Linked DNA regions of Mus musculus: regions 1 and 3 are each linked to region 2. The links are chromatin loops, found by intact Hi-C in ENCODE. Cell type or tissue: left cerebral cortex. All regions are shown on one strand.

Evidence for each region. Hi-C counts contacts between places; a loop is a spot of excess contacts. Peaks named below come from ENCODE experiments on the same cell type or tissue, not always from the same donor. Only the 100,000 strongest peaks of a DNase experiment are listed, where the experiment ranks them.
Region 1: it touches region 2 in a loop (2.8-fold over the local background); 5 of 42 quality-filtered maps call a loop at or near these places.
Region 3: it touches region 2 in a loop (4-fold over the local background); 4 of 42 quality-filtered maps call a loop at or near these places.

The regions. Positions count from the first base shown.
Region 1 is chr16:38,952,685-38,957,684 of GRCm38, reverse strand. All of the region lies in intron 1 of Igsf11 (immunoglobulin superfamily, member 11), which reads right to left. It also overlaps the pseudogene Gm34258. Among named protein-coding and RNA genes, the nearest start is that of Igsf11, 53 kb to the right of the region's middle. In left cerebral cortex, a CTCF peak has its summit at 4,621 (motif pointing left); a DNase peak (open chromatin) is centred at 2,160; H3K27ac peaks cover 2,324 bases.
Region 2 is chr16:38,900,115-38,905,114 of GRCm38, reverse strand. Igsf11 (immunoglobulin superfamily, member 11) reads right to left here and starts at 2,770. Exons shown (of 7, transcript NM_170599.2): 1 at 2,556-2,770. The coding sequence starts at 2,607. In left cerebral cortex, a CTCF peak has its summit at 2,886; DNase peaks (open chromatin) are centred at 2,850, 3,771, 4,256, 4,781 and 3 more places; H3K4me3 peaks cover 2,669 bases; H3K27ac peaks cover 2,961 bases.
Region 3 is chr16:38,981,902-38,986,901 of GRCm38, reverse strand. The region is part of intron 1 of Igsf11 (immunoglobulin superfamily, member 11); the gene reads right to left. It also overlaps the pseudogene Gm34258. Among named protein-coding and RNA genes, the nearest start is that of Igsf11, 82 kb to the right of the region's middle. In left cerebral cortex, CTCF peaks have their summits at 2,873 and 3,788; DNase peaks (open chromatin) are centred at 1,303, 1,822, 2,890 and 3,943; H3K27ac peaks cover 1,935 bases.

The DNA of each region.
Region 1 (5,000 bases), 53 kb before region 2:
AACATGAATAAATATTGCTCGTGGCAGGGTAGAGTACTGTTAAGATTGCCCAGATGCTCCCACATTAAGCCAAGCAGCAGGAGACTCAGCAGAAGCAGTGTGTGTCTAGGAGTGAAGGTTGAACAGGTAAATTTACAGTCTGCAAAGGAAAACCTGGCGATGGGAAAGGACATTAAATAGGTCCCTTAAAGTTAGCAAGATTGTCAGTGAATGGTTATGTTAGGGCTAATGTCATATCATTTAGATCTATCCAAGGTGTTCAATTAAATTCACCTAGCCTCATAATGCACACAGAGATAAATACCAGGAGACTCCCAAGACCATGGAACAGAAAAAGAAGAACTCTGGTGTTCTGCTTTGTTCTCAGTGAAGCTGGGGTGAGTTTTGCTATTTGGAGTTTATTTCTGTGCATCTCACATGGCCAGAAATAAACAGCCAATGATTTTGGTGGCACCTAAATACCAGGATCTAAATATGAGTTCTTCATGTTCCCATGGTCTGAAAACACATGGAAGGACACGGCCTCATGAAATTTTTTATCTGTTAGAATGCAAAGCTTAAATTTATCCACTGAAAATATTCAACTACATTTCCTCTCCATTTAGCCTTTTGGACGCCCTGTCTCTCAGGTTGCTTCTCCCCTGCTCAAATGCTTCTTAGGGCACTGTAGCTACTTTGTTCAATCTCTCCCAGCCTTACGTGTGTTTTACAAGAGAAAGAACTGAATCGCTGTTTTGTATATAAGAGAACACTGTTCAATAGCTAGTTGTTGAGCAGTATACTTAGTTATGGCTGCCATCATAGCAACACCAGCCTTATGCTTGAGAAACAAGTATAAATGAAAACACTTTTAGAAAGGTAGCCCAGAACCTCACTGGCATAAAAAAAAAATGTTAAGTGCTCAATGACCCCCGTGGAAGGAATAAATAAAGGCACTTTTGATAAAGAATTGGCACCTGTCAAAGCAGGATCATACAATGCAGTTCACACCATCGCTGATCGAGAGTTGGAAGCCATGACCTTCAGGGAACCTCATACATTTGAGGGTGTACAATAGTAACAAATATTTCGGCAGGCTGGAAGAGATGGCTCAGCAATTTAAGGACACTTGTTGCTATTTCCGAGAAGCAGGGTTTGGTTCCCAGCACACGTATGGCATCTGACAACCATCTGTACCTCCAGATCCAAAGGATGCCCTCTTCTGGCCTGCCCATGGGTACTGAGCACACAGGATGCACAGATATATACACAGGTTTACCCATACACATAAAATAAATACATCTTTAAAAAAAAAAAAAGGATTCACATCCAAAGCCAGCAATGTGGCTCTTGCTCTGTGTCCTGGCTAGTTTTATGTCAATTGGAAACAAGAGTCATTCTGAAAGAAGGAACCTTAATAGACAAAAAAAAAAAAAATGGTCCTATTGGACTGGCCTATGGACACTGCTGGCACATTTTCTTGACTGATGATTGATGTGAGAGGACCCAGCTTACCTCAGGAGGTGCCACCCCTGGACTAGTGGTCCTGAGTGTTGTTTTTTAAAAAAAGGAGGCTGTGACTGGCCTCTGCTTCAGTTCCTGACTTGATTTCCCTGGATGACGGAGATTGAAACAAAACCTTTCTTCCCCAAGTTGCTTTAGTTCATGGTGTCTTATCACAGCAATAGAAATCATAACTAAACTAAGGCTCTGCACAAGCCAGGGGACTTCCGTTTGATTCCTAGAAATCGTGTAAAGGTAGAAGGAAAGAGACAACGTCATAAAGCTGCCCCCTGACCTACACAAGTGTGCGCATGGATGTGTGTGCTCACACACACTAATTTCTTTTAAAAGTGTTATGTCTAAAGAGCTGAGTATATAAGCACTGTAACTTGTAAATAAAAGGAAGGAGGAGAGAGGAAGAAAGGGGAAAAGACATTAGAAAGGCACTCCACCCGGCCCTTTCCACTGGTGATACGGATTTCAGTCTCCTCTATTTTTAGCGCATCTTTTATTTCTGTTGTGGTTGCTCGTCCCCTATCTCTCAGCCCATGTTCTCTCTGCTCCTCTCACACTGAGCCATCTATCTCTCTACCCGCAACCACTTGCCCCTCCCGGCAGGGAGCAGAGCTTGTCATATGCAGAGAGAGAGGGGCCAGGCCTTTCCTGCCCACCAACATATGCCAACCCCAGCAGTGGCCTGGCACACATAAATGAGTCCTGATCTGAATAGAGTTGGGCATGGCCAGCCCAGAATTAACCGTTCTGTGTATAAGGCCTGGGCACCCACCCAGCAGAGAAAGGCATTCAACACATTCAGGATAATTTCCCGAAAAATGAGCAAAAAAAAAGCCCCCCCCCCAAAAAACAAAAAACAAAAAAAAACTGGCTTTCTCTGTTAAGAGCCTGAGTCAGGAATTTGGTGCCTTGGAATCGATGACACCACGGCTTTGACAGAAGATGAAACAGAGGAGGTGAAATAAAGACCCCACTCATTTCTTTAACTGACTTGTCTCAGTTCCCAAAAACCTGGTGCCACAGCAACTTGACATTCAAAGAGAGGCAGGCCATCTTGGCCTCCAGGGCTCCTGTCTCTGTAGACCTGTGCTTCAATCCCTAACACTGAATAGACTGCCAGCAACTCTGCTGCGCCCTGAAAGACTTTAAATAAAGTCATGTGGGACGATAAGAGATTGGTACAATTGCAACTGTGATGCTAAGCTGGACCACAAAAGATATGGAACGCTGAGAATCAAGGGCAAGGTGGGGGAGGCGGGATCAATGGCATATGTCGAGAAACAAGACCAGTCAGGGTACATTTGAAAGACAGGGGTCACTAGATTAGCTGGAAAGAGGTCTCATCCCGTAGGAGATAAAGTGTGTTGGTCTCCTTCCAGGTCATCTTAATGTCAAGTAAAAGCTTGGCCCCGGGGACAAAACAATCCTTCGATGAGAGTATGTGAATGGCAGATATAGGAGAGTGGAATTCTTCACAAGTGCAGTTGATGGCCAAGGGAGACTGGCCTGGAGCCAAACGGCATGGCTGTTCAGTGAGGATGACCACTTCTATACTGGTGACCATGATGAAGAAAAGCGAGTACCGGGGAAGGAAGAACTGTCAATCCTCGTGGTAAGCCCCTCCTCCCAGGATGTGGACGGGTCCTCGTATCTCAGAAGACCTTGGAGGATTTTGTAATCTAGCCTGAGGACCCCACAGTGCTTACACACAAAGTGTTTGCAGGACCTGATCTTGCCCCTCTTCACTGTGAAAACCACGCAGCTGCCTCCCCCAGAAAGCTCTGCACGCCTATAATTTTGCCATTTCCTTTGATTTCTCTTTTTGCTGTTTTTCGTTTTCCTAATCAGGGAGGGGTCTAATCTGAAACCAGGTTGGTACCATGAACAGTAGGTACACCGCTATTGCCATCTTCTTTCTTTCCCTCACCAGCTGTTTTTCTCATAGAGTTAAGCTTTCAAAACATAGAGTTACCATCATGATAAAAAAAGATTAGCATTATATAACGAACACAATTACCTTTCCTTTCTGGGCTTACACACTTTTCTCCGTTTCTATCAGTTTACCTCAAGGATTAGGCCATTAATCTCCGGTGTCTCAAAGCAAGCCTTGAAATAGTTCAGCCCCCTTCCCAAGACTAATGTACGGCACAAGCCTCATCCTAATTACTCTAATTACGTGAAGAACATAATGAGATCCAGCAGCAGATGGCTACAGATTAAGTCCCACAGAAAAGAAATTCTCCCCCATCGCCTCTTATTGAAGAACCCCTGCCTTGGAAGATCAAAATTAAATCATTTGTTCACAACACCAAATATAACTCTAAATATTACCCAGCCTTTCTACTTCCTTCAATAGTATCTCTTCTTAAAAGTGAATTCACTTGTCTATGTAGGTTACGTTACAAATGAAAACAGCTCTGTTTAACAATAGGAAACAGAAGCTAAATGTCCGCAGCAAGTTTTCAGTTTATACTACAAAGCATAGATTTCCACAAGCCTGTCCTAGCGTTTCAGAAATGGGTCCTACCTATGAAATATGGAATTCTGGAAGGAACTTGAGTGCAACAACAAAAAATATCTCAAACACTGCTAATCCCTGCCTTATACACTCACAAAACTAGAGTGTCAAATCTCAATTCACCATTCTAGTAACCATGGCTTCAATCTCCCAAAGGAATTCAGTATTTTTTTTTTTCCTTACAAATGAGCTTGTCAGGGGCTGGAGAGATGGCTCAGCCATTAAAAGTACTTGTTGCTCTTCTAGGGGGACTGGGTTCAGTTCCCAGCACCCATGGTGGCTCACAACTATCCTTAACTGCAGTTCTGGCCTCCACTGGTACTTGGTATACACAGCACAAAGGCAAACATGCAGGCAAAACACGCATAAAATCGATTCTTGGCCTTTTGACTAAGAGTGTAAAACACCCATAAAATAAAATACATAAAAATAAAATAAAAATATAAAGTAAAAAGAAAAAATAAGTTTTTAAGAATGATTTTGTGGGGCTGGAGAGATGGCTCAGAGGTTAAGAATGCTGGCTGCTCTTCTAGAGGTCCTGAGTTCAATTCCCAGCAACGACCACATGGTGGCTCAACCATCTGTAATGAGATCCGATGCCCTCTTCTGGCACACAGGTGCGCATACAGATAGAACACTCATATACATAAAATAAATAAATCTTAAAAACAAAATAGTTTGTTAGTTGGGCATGATAATGCACACCCAAAATGTTAACACTTGGGAGGCTGAAGCAGGAGGGTCAGGAGTTCAAGGCCAGCCAGCACTGGCTTTGTAGAGAAATCCAGACTCAACATAAGTTTCTTTCCTAACTTTTTCTTTTTGAGTTAATGGCAACTGGCTTAAATCTTGAAACTATCTTTCCTAACTGTTTTAATATCATTGTGTCTCTTCTTTCAGATAAATTAACAAAGGCAGGACCCCAAGCTGTTACCATCACATGCCTAGGACCCCCTTCACCTGTCTCCTAATACCATAAAAGAGG
Region 2 (5,000 bases):
AAATATTTCGTGACTTTTTCTTTTGGATACGGCCTTTTTTTTTTTTAACACACTTCCTCAAATTCTGTGAAATTACCTGCTCTTTCAAAGAACGGCCAATAAAAGAAGTATTTCAGATACTCTTCTGTTTATTTGTTGAGAGAGCCTTATTATGTATCCCTGGCTGGCCTGGCACTCACTCTGTAGCTGAGGTTAGCCTTCAACTCACTGAGATTCACCTGCCTCTGCCTCTTGGGTGCTGGGATTAAAGGCAAATGTGGCCTTACCTGACTCATTTAAACTCGTCTAAGCCATTGGTGGAATTGCACAGTAGTAAACTTTTCTATACAAATTCCCTACAAACTTATTTCACAGAAACTGAACAAAAAATAACAGCAATATGCTTGTCTTTCTTTTACTGAAGAGATGTTTATATTTCTGGTGCATTGTTCCCCCATTACCGCTGTTGGTCACTCAAACAGAATCCAACTTTTCCCACTTTGGAACAGAATCGATGTCACAGAAGTTCTAAAGACACACCGCAACCCAGTCAAAGCGACGCTGCCGCTGTCTGGGTCAAGAATTCAAGGAGGACACAACTTTCTCCTGGGCACTGCAAAATAGAACCACCCCACTCTCTCTCAGCACAGCCTCCCCTGGGCCTGTGGGGAAACAGCTCTGTGGCCTTTCTCAAGACAAAGCCCTAACTCAGCTTGCCCTCCCTCCCCCCACCCCTCCCCTCCGCCTTTTCTCTGCCCCTCCAGTTAGAGATCTGCCCTCTCATTAGAACCCGCCCACACACACTCTCCGTTCAAATATACTTCAGCTCCAATGTTTCTTGAGCTATGAAGGCCCAACCATCCTCCATTTAGATAATCTAAATTCTAGGCCAAGTCCAGATCGAAAGCTCACTTTGCCGTGAAATAAATATTCCTTGATGCCGCTGGCAAATGCGACTCAACATTTATTTGTTGTACCATCAAGTGTTTGGGCATGCTGATATTTAAGATCTTAAGAAGATCCCATTAGGGCTACAGACATATCCTCCCACTGTCTCCCTGCCCCACCCACCCACCTGATGCCCAAGTGCACCCAGTGGTAGCAAAGGAAATATCTGCCGAACAGAGGAACACGTTTTTTGAGAGTTAAAAGTGGCTCTACAGAACAGACCATCTCAAAGACGGGAACAACCTTGGAAGTCCTCAGAATCAGTCTAGTATTGAGTAGAAATCCTTCCAACCCAAAGCAAAGGCATAAATCAGGTGTCTGCCTATGAGTGATCCTAGAAACAAAATCACCTTTTTAAAAGTACTGCCTAATAAATTCAAAACACAAACTCTATCGGCCAACTAAGTTTCATGACAGATTTTCCAACTTAGTTTAACGACAGATCTTTCTATCAAAACCATTTGGAGCTGTTATTACAGCAACGTTTACAGCATTTCAGCTGTGTTCAAGGATTATGAGGAACATCTATGAATTCGCTTATTTCACCTTTGACAGAAGGACAGGAAGACACAGGCCTGCTGAAAGCAGTGAATGACAAACTCAGTTTGGAAGCTCAAGCGCATAAATGCACACTTTGGTATGTGACCTCACTACGTGTATAGTGTCACTAAAAAATATGCCTACTGAACTTCAAGACGTCAGAACACGGTCCCTGGTATCGTCATGGACGGTAACAGGCCAGTTTGCTATGCTTTCTCCTATACCAGGTGAACGACCTAAAACTGGGTTACATCAAGATTAAAACATCGTTTATTCAAGTAAGGCCATAAAAATGACTGGAGACCTACAAAGATGTCTAGAGAGAAATAGAATTAACCACAGCACACTCCATCACTGCACTAGCTTCTTAAAGAGAAGCCTTCTGGACAAATTTCAGCAAACCTCAGCAACCAATTACTGAGTCAGAAAACTTGATTCCACAGAACAATGCACACACAAAGGCAGGATTGTAGAAAAGGACATTCAGAGCCTGCCTATGATGATTACTGGGGGGAAAACAAAACGTTAAGAAAAACTTAAGAAATCAAATTTGAATAACCAACTGTTTTCAAGCGCTTGCTCATATTGCTACATTCTATGTATTTTTATAAGGCAACTTAGACCCTTCTGGTTACAAAACGAAGTGTAAATAAACTTTGCTTTCGGATGTAATCGAGCGTTTGGGTTTTTGTTGTTGTTGTTGTTTGTTTTTTTAATAAAGTGAAATGTTTACCCCTGCATATGTTTTAAAGGTTATAATGAAGTTACAACTTTAAATCTGAAAAAAAAAACTTTTAATCAATTTAATTCTTTTAATATCGCAAACTCCTTCAAGGCTGTGGTAAAGCTACAAAGTTTTCCTGGAGCCCTCTAGTAAGGGCAGGCGACTCTAACACTATTTCTAAGTGGACTGGCAGCGGGAGTTCGTTCCGGGAAGTGGCGGCGGGGAGCGGCGCTGGGGTTACAGCGCTTGGGGACACCTGGCAGACGCGGGCCTCCGCTACCGCCCCGGGGCAGCCGGTTCCCAGGCCCTGCGGGCACCAGCGGGCTCGGTCCCCCGAGGCGGCAGGACAAGCTGAGTTACTCACCGAGCAGCGACACGAGCAGCCAGGACGCCGGAGCGGAGCGCCGCCGAGTCATGCCGGAGCCGCCGGGGGAGCCGCCGTCCGCCGGGCTCCTGGGCGGCGGGGTGCAGCGTGGGACCAAGCGGGACACGGGAGCGCCGAGGCCACTCCGCTCCGCCGAGGCTCGGGGCAGGCTCGGGCGTCCCGGGCTCGCCGGCCGCCGCGGCCACCACCAGCCGCCGCAGCCACTCCCCCCAGCTCCCGCCAGCTCTTCCCCAGCCGGGGGCTCGGCACCGCCTGCCCACTCGCCGAGCGGTCTCCAGGGCAACCGCGACTCCAGTGCGACGCCTAGTGGCCAGCCGCAGAATGCACAGAACTCAAGGCTGGCGCGGCCAGGCCACCTGCTCTGGTCCCCATGAAACCTGCAAGGACAGGTTGAACCTAAAACCCCAAAGTGGCTTCCCTCAGATCCAACTCGTCTTTCTTGGCTGAAGTTTTCAAACAGTCCCTACTCTGACCATTTTAGTCTCTCCTGAAAACCATTTAATCTATCTGAAAGAACCTTAGGAGTCTTTTAGAAGACAGGAAGACCTTTAGGAAAGTTAACCTGTCCAAGGGATGAGTTCCCTTATTGTAGTCCAGTGCAGAGTCGTCAGCCCTGAAACCATATACAAACAACAAAAAACCGGATTGCATCTCCATAGATGGATGGATGGATGGATGGATGGATGGATGGATGGATGGGCAGACAGATAGATATGCATACACAGGCATGTGTAACTAAAAAAGAGGTTAATAACTTGAGAATGGGGAGAACACGGGAGGAGTTTTAAAAGAGGGTATGGCTGGGAAGAGATGGAGGGAAGAGACCAAAGGAAAGACAAAAGTGATGTAATGCTATTTCAATTAAAACCAGGATGATCTAAAATGCCTGACCTTTCCATCTAAGCCTCCCAAGCCCTGGGATTACAGGCCTGCAGCCATGCTTGTCATCTTCCAATGTCTTAAGTGATTCCTCACCAAGCTCACGTTTCCTTAGACTGCTTTTTAACACCGAGTACTGTCTTGCCTTGACTGTGGCACCTGTGTCTTCGATGGATGTTTTTACCTTTTGCTTGTTTGCTCTGGTTAGACTGAAGAGGCCTTCATAACATTTGAAATGCTTTTACTTATTTGAACAGCATTACCCACCCATCCTTTCCCAATTTAGTTTCTGTTTCCTCCTACAGCCCGAAGTCATTTTCTGCTTCCACACCCACACTGAGCCTTGGAGTTTTGAGGACCTACCTGCCCATGAACCTCCCAGACATGAGATCAGATTCTGAACAGCTTAGATTAGAACTCCTGTAGCCCTTCAGAATTCTGAACCCCGACACCTCACAGAACCAATTTTGCCAGGACAACTCAGAAACAATAGTATACTCAGGAGCATGGCAAATGTAGAAAACAATGTTTTAAAGAGAAGTATATTTGCACAATGATTTAAGGCTGTGTAGGAAAAACAAAAATATCAAGAAAGTAGAATTATAAAACTAATTTAAATATTGAAATGTTATATTTTGAAGAAGAAGAAAAAAAGGAGAAGTTTTAAAATGCCAATCACTAGAGCACTGAGAGAGGAACACTTGGTTTTTGCAGAAGACCCGAGTTCTGTTCCCAGTACCCACGTGGTGGCTCACAACCATCTGTGATCCAGTGTCCTCTTCTGACCTCTGAAAGAACCAGGCTCACATGTGGTGTGTATACAACTGCCGGTCCAGCATGGCCTTGGTGGGGGCAGAATGACAAGGTTCCTGCCCCTAGGACAGGGCCACCAGGCACCAGTGTCGGTGGCTGCTGTGAGCCTGGGGCTTGAATGTATAATAATGTACAAATTTTATGTTCCTCCTTTAAGTAATGTCCTTCCTGTTAACATTAATGACTCCATGATAACCAGAGACATCGAGAGTCAAGGAGGCAAAGGTATAGCTAATGTCTTAGCAAAATGATAAAAACTGGACCCTTCAGGCTGTGGGAAAAGACTCTTAAAAACATGGATTAGAAAATATGTAATTTCTCAACTATGCAAAAATATAACAATGCAATATGAATTGTATAAGGGGCTTTGCAGATCTAAAGGGACAGAGGCAGCTACAGCATGAGCCAGCTTGTCAGAAAGATACTAAGACAGGCAGATACAAATGTAGGCAGATTCCTGAGTCCAGGATCAGCCTGAGACAGAACAAATTTAGGTCCAAGTGTGCTAGAAATGGGTAACTTCAAGACAGCATCTCACCCAGCTAGCTTTTCAGTATGTGCTGAACAGAGGCAGGCAGATCTCTGATTTCTTTCGCAATGTTAAAAGAAAATGTGTGTTTGCTAAGAATTAAGTGGCTGGAGTCACAGGACCCTGAGTCACAGGATGATCAAAAGGGAACCTGGAGTCAATGACTGGATTGGTATGCAAGATAAAAGACTGGGCTTATGATC
Region 3 (5,000 bases), 82 kb before region 2:
ACCTCACGCCTACAGGGGTCTGAATGAAAGACCCACGTCTCTATAGGAGCTGAGAAATTTGAGATGTCATCTCCAACATCTACTCCTAACATGAACTTACAGAAATATTATTCAAAATATGATGGGCAGCCATGCAGAAGACATAAGCCAGCAACAAATGCTAACTTCAAAAACTGTCTCTCTCTCCTCTCCACCTCCCTCTTCCCTCCCTGCTCCTGCCCAGCTCAGGTTCCTCACTGCTTGGCTTTGCAGAGTAGAAAGGTGAACCCGCCTTCTTTTCCTGTGTGAGCCCTAGGGCCCCTGAGGAAGTAGGAGTGGCTGCCACTGAGCCAGACAAAAGGGTCCAGAGGCAGGGGACTGGAAATTGTCCAAGTTCCCTGACACAAGGAGACTTGTGCTCTATTTTGCCCATAAAAAATGAGACTTGACAGGACCAGGAAAAGATGGCCATCCTTGGCCATGGGTTTCATCATCGCAAGATTCCCCATGCATCATCAATGTAACGGGGCCGACTTCAAGCCCGAGAGGGAAACATCAATAGTTATTCCATAGGAAGTTAAGAGGGCTGCTTCAGAGTCCAGCATTGTACCTTGCGCATACTAAAGGAGCCTCAATAATTAATATTAAATTCCATGCCACACAGCCAGAGAGAGAGAGAGAGAGAGAGAGAGAGAGAGAGAGAGAGAGAGAGAGAGAGAGAGGGAGATTCCAATTAAAAGTTCAAACAACTTAAAAGAGATGGATAGTCAGTTCTTGCTAATCATTGTTCAGGATAGGACTAATGAATATAATTTTAAAGTAAATATTAATGCACCAAGGACTACATGAAAGACTTTTTAATCTCTGTATGTTCAAATATCAGAAACTCCAGTTTAGATTCAGGCCAGGGGTGGTTACAAAGACTGAGAGAACCTAACGTCTATGTTTCTGGCATTCTGGGACATCCTCTCAGATCCCATAATTCTCCAGTCACATGTGAGCTGGTAAGAGACCTGCCTTTCTCAGGGGCAGAAAAACATCAAAATTCTTGCTGCTACATTTTCTAGGAACTTTTGAAGAACACAGATTTTTAAACATGGCTGAGAACAAACTACTTTTCCTTCTCAGGTTAGGTTTCCTTATTGACAGAATAATTGCTATTTTGGACTTTGGCACATTCACTGGGTTACCAGAGTGAAGATTTCTATTGGGAAATGCTATCTAGAGTTTCCAGGTGGCAAAGGGCCAGAGCAGTGGCCTTCACTGTTAAATACAAGTGCTCTCTCAACCTCACCACACACTGGAGCATCCCCACTTGGCTGCAGCAGGCGAGCTTCATTTGTTTAATGGGGCATTCACGTGACAGAAGTGGCTAAACCAACAAGTAGAGTTATTATGAGCAAATAGAGCCATCTGAGACCATCAGAAGGATACTCTGTTCTGAGACAGGCTCTTTCTAAGCACAGCTCGCTGCACCTCTTCCAAATGGAACACTGGTTTTCATTCTTTTTCTTGAGCTCTTTAATGTGTTTGTGTCTGTCCTGGTTTCACTTGTAAGCAGCTGAGGCGTTCTTTGGAGGAATGTATAGCATGATAGAATAGTACTTGGGATGGGAGGGGGGAGAGGGAATCTGTTATCTTTCAGATACTCACAGAAACCTAGGGATGCAGAGAGAAAGAGGTATGACAGACATATGATCCAATCCTGATAATGAGTCCACGTCCTTCACACAGCCTCCCAGCCCCTGCTGCATCTGGCTTTGCCTATCTTTTCAGTAAATTTACTCTTCAGCAGCGCCTGTCTCTCCCACCTTGGAACTCAGGATGGTCTATTTTCTTAGAATCACCACATGGTCCTTCTAATTCTGCCCATCCTTTGGATTTCAACATTCTGCTAGCCTCCAAAACGAGATGTGCTGCTGGATGCCCTGCTTGGAACCCTGCGCACCCCTGAGATTATCGTGCCAATTCAGAGTTTCTTAGCATAGTGCTTTCTTCACTTAGATTCTACATTGAAACTATACACCAGGTCCCAGTATTCAGTGACAGGAGAGGACAGGAGAGTGCCCAGCATGGCTGTTATGTAGGCCATCAGAGATGTATGTACTAAATAGTGCTGCAAACATTTCCGTAAATCTCAGTAACAAGGCTAGGTCCCATTTTATACAGGGACACAGTGGCCCAGAGATGGAGGCAGGCCTCTGTCCCTAATATGACTGCAGAATCTTTCCTAACTCTAAGCCATACAGTCCCCAGTAATGGTGGAGACCTGGCACTCCAATGTGGCAAGTTTAAGGAAAAGCTTCTCTGGTAGCCTTAGACATTTAGCTTTTTTTTTTTTTTTTTCTCAGCCATTTGAATTTCCTTTACTGTAAATGTTCTGTTTAGATTTGTACCCTATTTTTTTTAACTTAATCACTTTACACCCCACTCACTGCTCCCCTCCTGGTCACCCCCTCCCACAGTCCTCCCCTACCTCTTTCCCCTTCTCCTCAGAGAGGGTGAGGCCCCTGGGTATCCTCCCATCCTGGCACATCAAGTCTCTGTGGGGCTAGGCACATCCTCTCCCACTGAGACCAGACAAGGCAGCCCAGCTAGAAGAGCATAGACTACTTATAGGAAACCGCTTTTGGGATAACTTCCACTCCAGTTGTTCAGGATCCACATGAAGACCAAGCTGCACATCTGCTACATATGTGCGGGGAGGCCTAGGTCCAGCCCATGTATGTTCTTTGGTTGGTGGTTCAGTCTCTGAGAGTCCTAAGGGTCCAGGACTCTGTTGGTCTTCCTGTACAGTTCCTATCCACTTTGAGGCTGCAATCCTTCCTCCTATTCTTCCATAAGAGTCCCGGAGCTCCATCCACTGTTTGGGTGTGAGTGTCTGTATTTCTCTGAGTCACCTGCTGGGGGAGCCTCTCAGGGGATAGGATTGCTAGAGTCCTGTCTGCAAGCCTAACAGAGCATTATTAAGAGTGCCAGGGATTTGTGTTTGTCCATAGGATGGGTCTCTAGTTCGGCCAGTTATTGGTTGGCCATTCCCTCAGTCTCTGCTCCATCCCCTGTGCCTGCATTTCTTGTAGACAGGACAGATTTAGGGACAGAAGTTTTATGGGTAGGCTGGTGTCTCTATCACTCTACTGGGGTTCCTGCCTGGCTACAGGAGGTGGCCTCTTCAGGTTCCATATCCCCAATGCTGTGAGTCACAGCTACTAACTAAGGTCATCTCCATTGATTCTTGGGTGTTTCCCTTAGCCCAGGTCTCTGTCAAGTCCTGGAAATGGGCATTTAGCATTTTTAAGAGATAAAAATGTCTACCTCACAGGATCGCTTTGGAAAGTATACCTTAAATTTTCCTGGCACAAAGAGGTATTTAATAACCAATGACTGACTCTGAGCTCATAAAGAAACTTCCAGCTGTAAGCAATCAGAAAACAGGCTGACTCCAGTACACCCTCTAAGTGCTCCAGTGGCAGAAGATGCCTCAAAAACCAATGGCCATAGGAGCATTTTGATGCATACCTTTAGCTATGCTTTTCTATGACGAATGAAGGGACTATAAAACTGCTCTTAATTATGTGTTAAGGAAAAGCTCATACTATAGGATATGAGTAAATATATTTCTATGCCTCCAACCACCAGAGGTCAAAAGGCTAACTACTTTCCGCGACAGCTCAGAAGGAAGATTCAAAAATAAAATACAAACAAAAGTAAAAGAGAAAAGTATTAGAAAGAAAAAAAAAGGGTCGGAAATAAATTGTCAAGCGTCCATGAAACCAAGAGGCAAGAACAGGGTGAGGGAGAAGCAGGTGGGGGCACTGTTGTCCAGGCATCCGATGATGCACCGATTAGTGCTGTTTCTAAGCAGATTAACCAAATCCCAACTGTTCTACATCAGGTCCCGTCTCTGAGCTTTCCCTCCCTCATATCTCTGCAAAAATAAAGTCAAATAAAATGTAAATACACAAGCAAAAAGCAGAAGGAACAAAACACCCACATAAAATAAAAATGGTGCAGACGGACAGTTCGTTCTTGTATCCTTCTACACTGTGGTAGCAACAGAATTGATGAAAAGTGATAAGGCTTAAAAGAAGTAAAATGAGGAGGACTGCCTCCTCTGTGTGAGGTTTCAAGCATCCTCCGCTCAGCAGGAGGCCTACGGGGCAGGGGGCACAATTAGCCTGTGAGGGCAGAGAGCAGGGAGCTGGTACAGGGACGGTGTGTTCTAGCTGCCTCAGTGCCAGAGAACACGCAACCTCTTTATGACCTCCTTTCTTATAACCTTCACCCGAGCTACCACAGAACCAACCACAGAGGCAAGAAATGGGTGGAAAGATTTAAAAAAAAAGTAATAATAAATAAATAATAGAAAAAGGTGTGTGTCAAATGCATTTACACTATAAATATGCAAGGGGGTTAGATTTATCTATTTCCTGCTAACATTTGCCTTTTAATGTCTCTTTTCTAATTTTAGTTTTTGCACTTAACTTCTGAATACAATGAATTCCTTTTAGGTCTAGGCAGGGAGGCAACTACTGCCTAAGTCTGTGGTGGTAATGAAGCTCACAAAGTGAGCTCAGCCAACGGAATTTTTTAAAAAGAAATCACACATCCCTTGGGAGACCCCCTTTACTGCAAAGACAAACCATTGAAACCTGAGCTAAGCTAGCATAGGAGAGGAAACCCTCCCCGGGGGTCCAGGGGCTCTGTGATCCTAGGCACCATGTCTGTGGGCTCCCATTCTAGTTACTGAGCCCTGGGGGCAACGGCAGGGGCGGGGGAGGGGGGGCGGGCAGGGCAGATTCCAGTTGGTGGGGGGACTATTTCCTTTGGCATGAAACAAGAAAAGAAAAAGAAAAAGGAGAGAGAGAGAGAGAGAGAGAGAGAGAAAGAAAAAGAAGAAAAAGAAAGGAAAAGAAAAAGAAAAAGAAGAAAAGAAAAGAAAAGAAAAGAAAAGAAAAGAAAAGAAAAGAAAAGAAAAGAAAAGAAAAAAGAAAGAAGGAAAAGAACTAGAGACACACAAG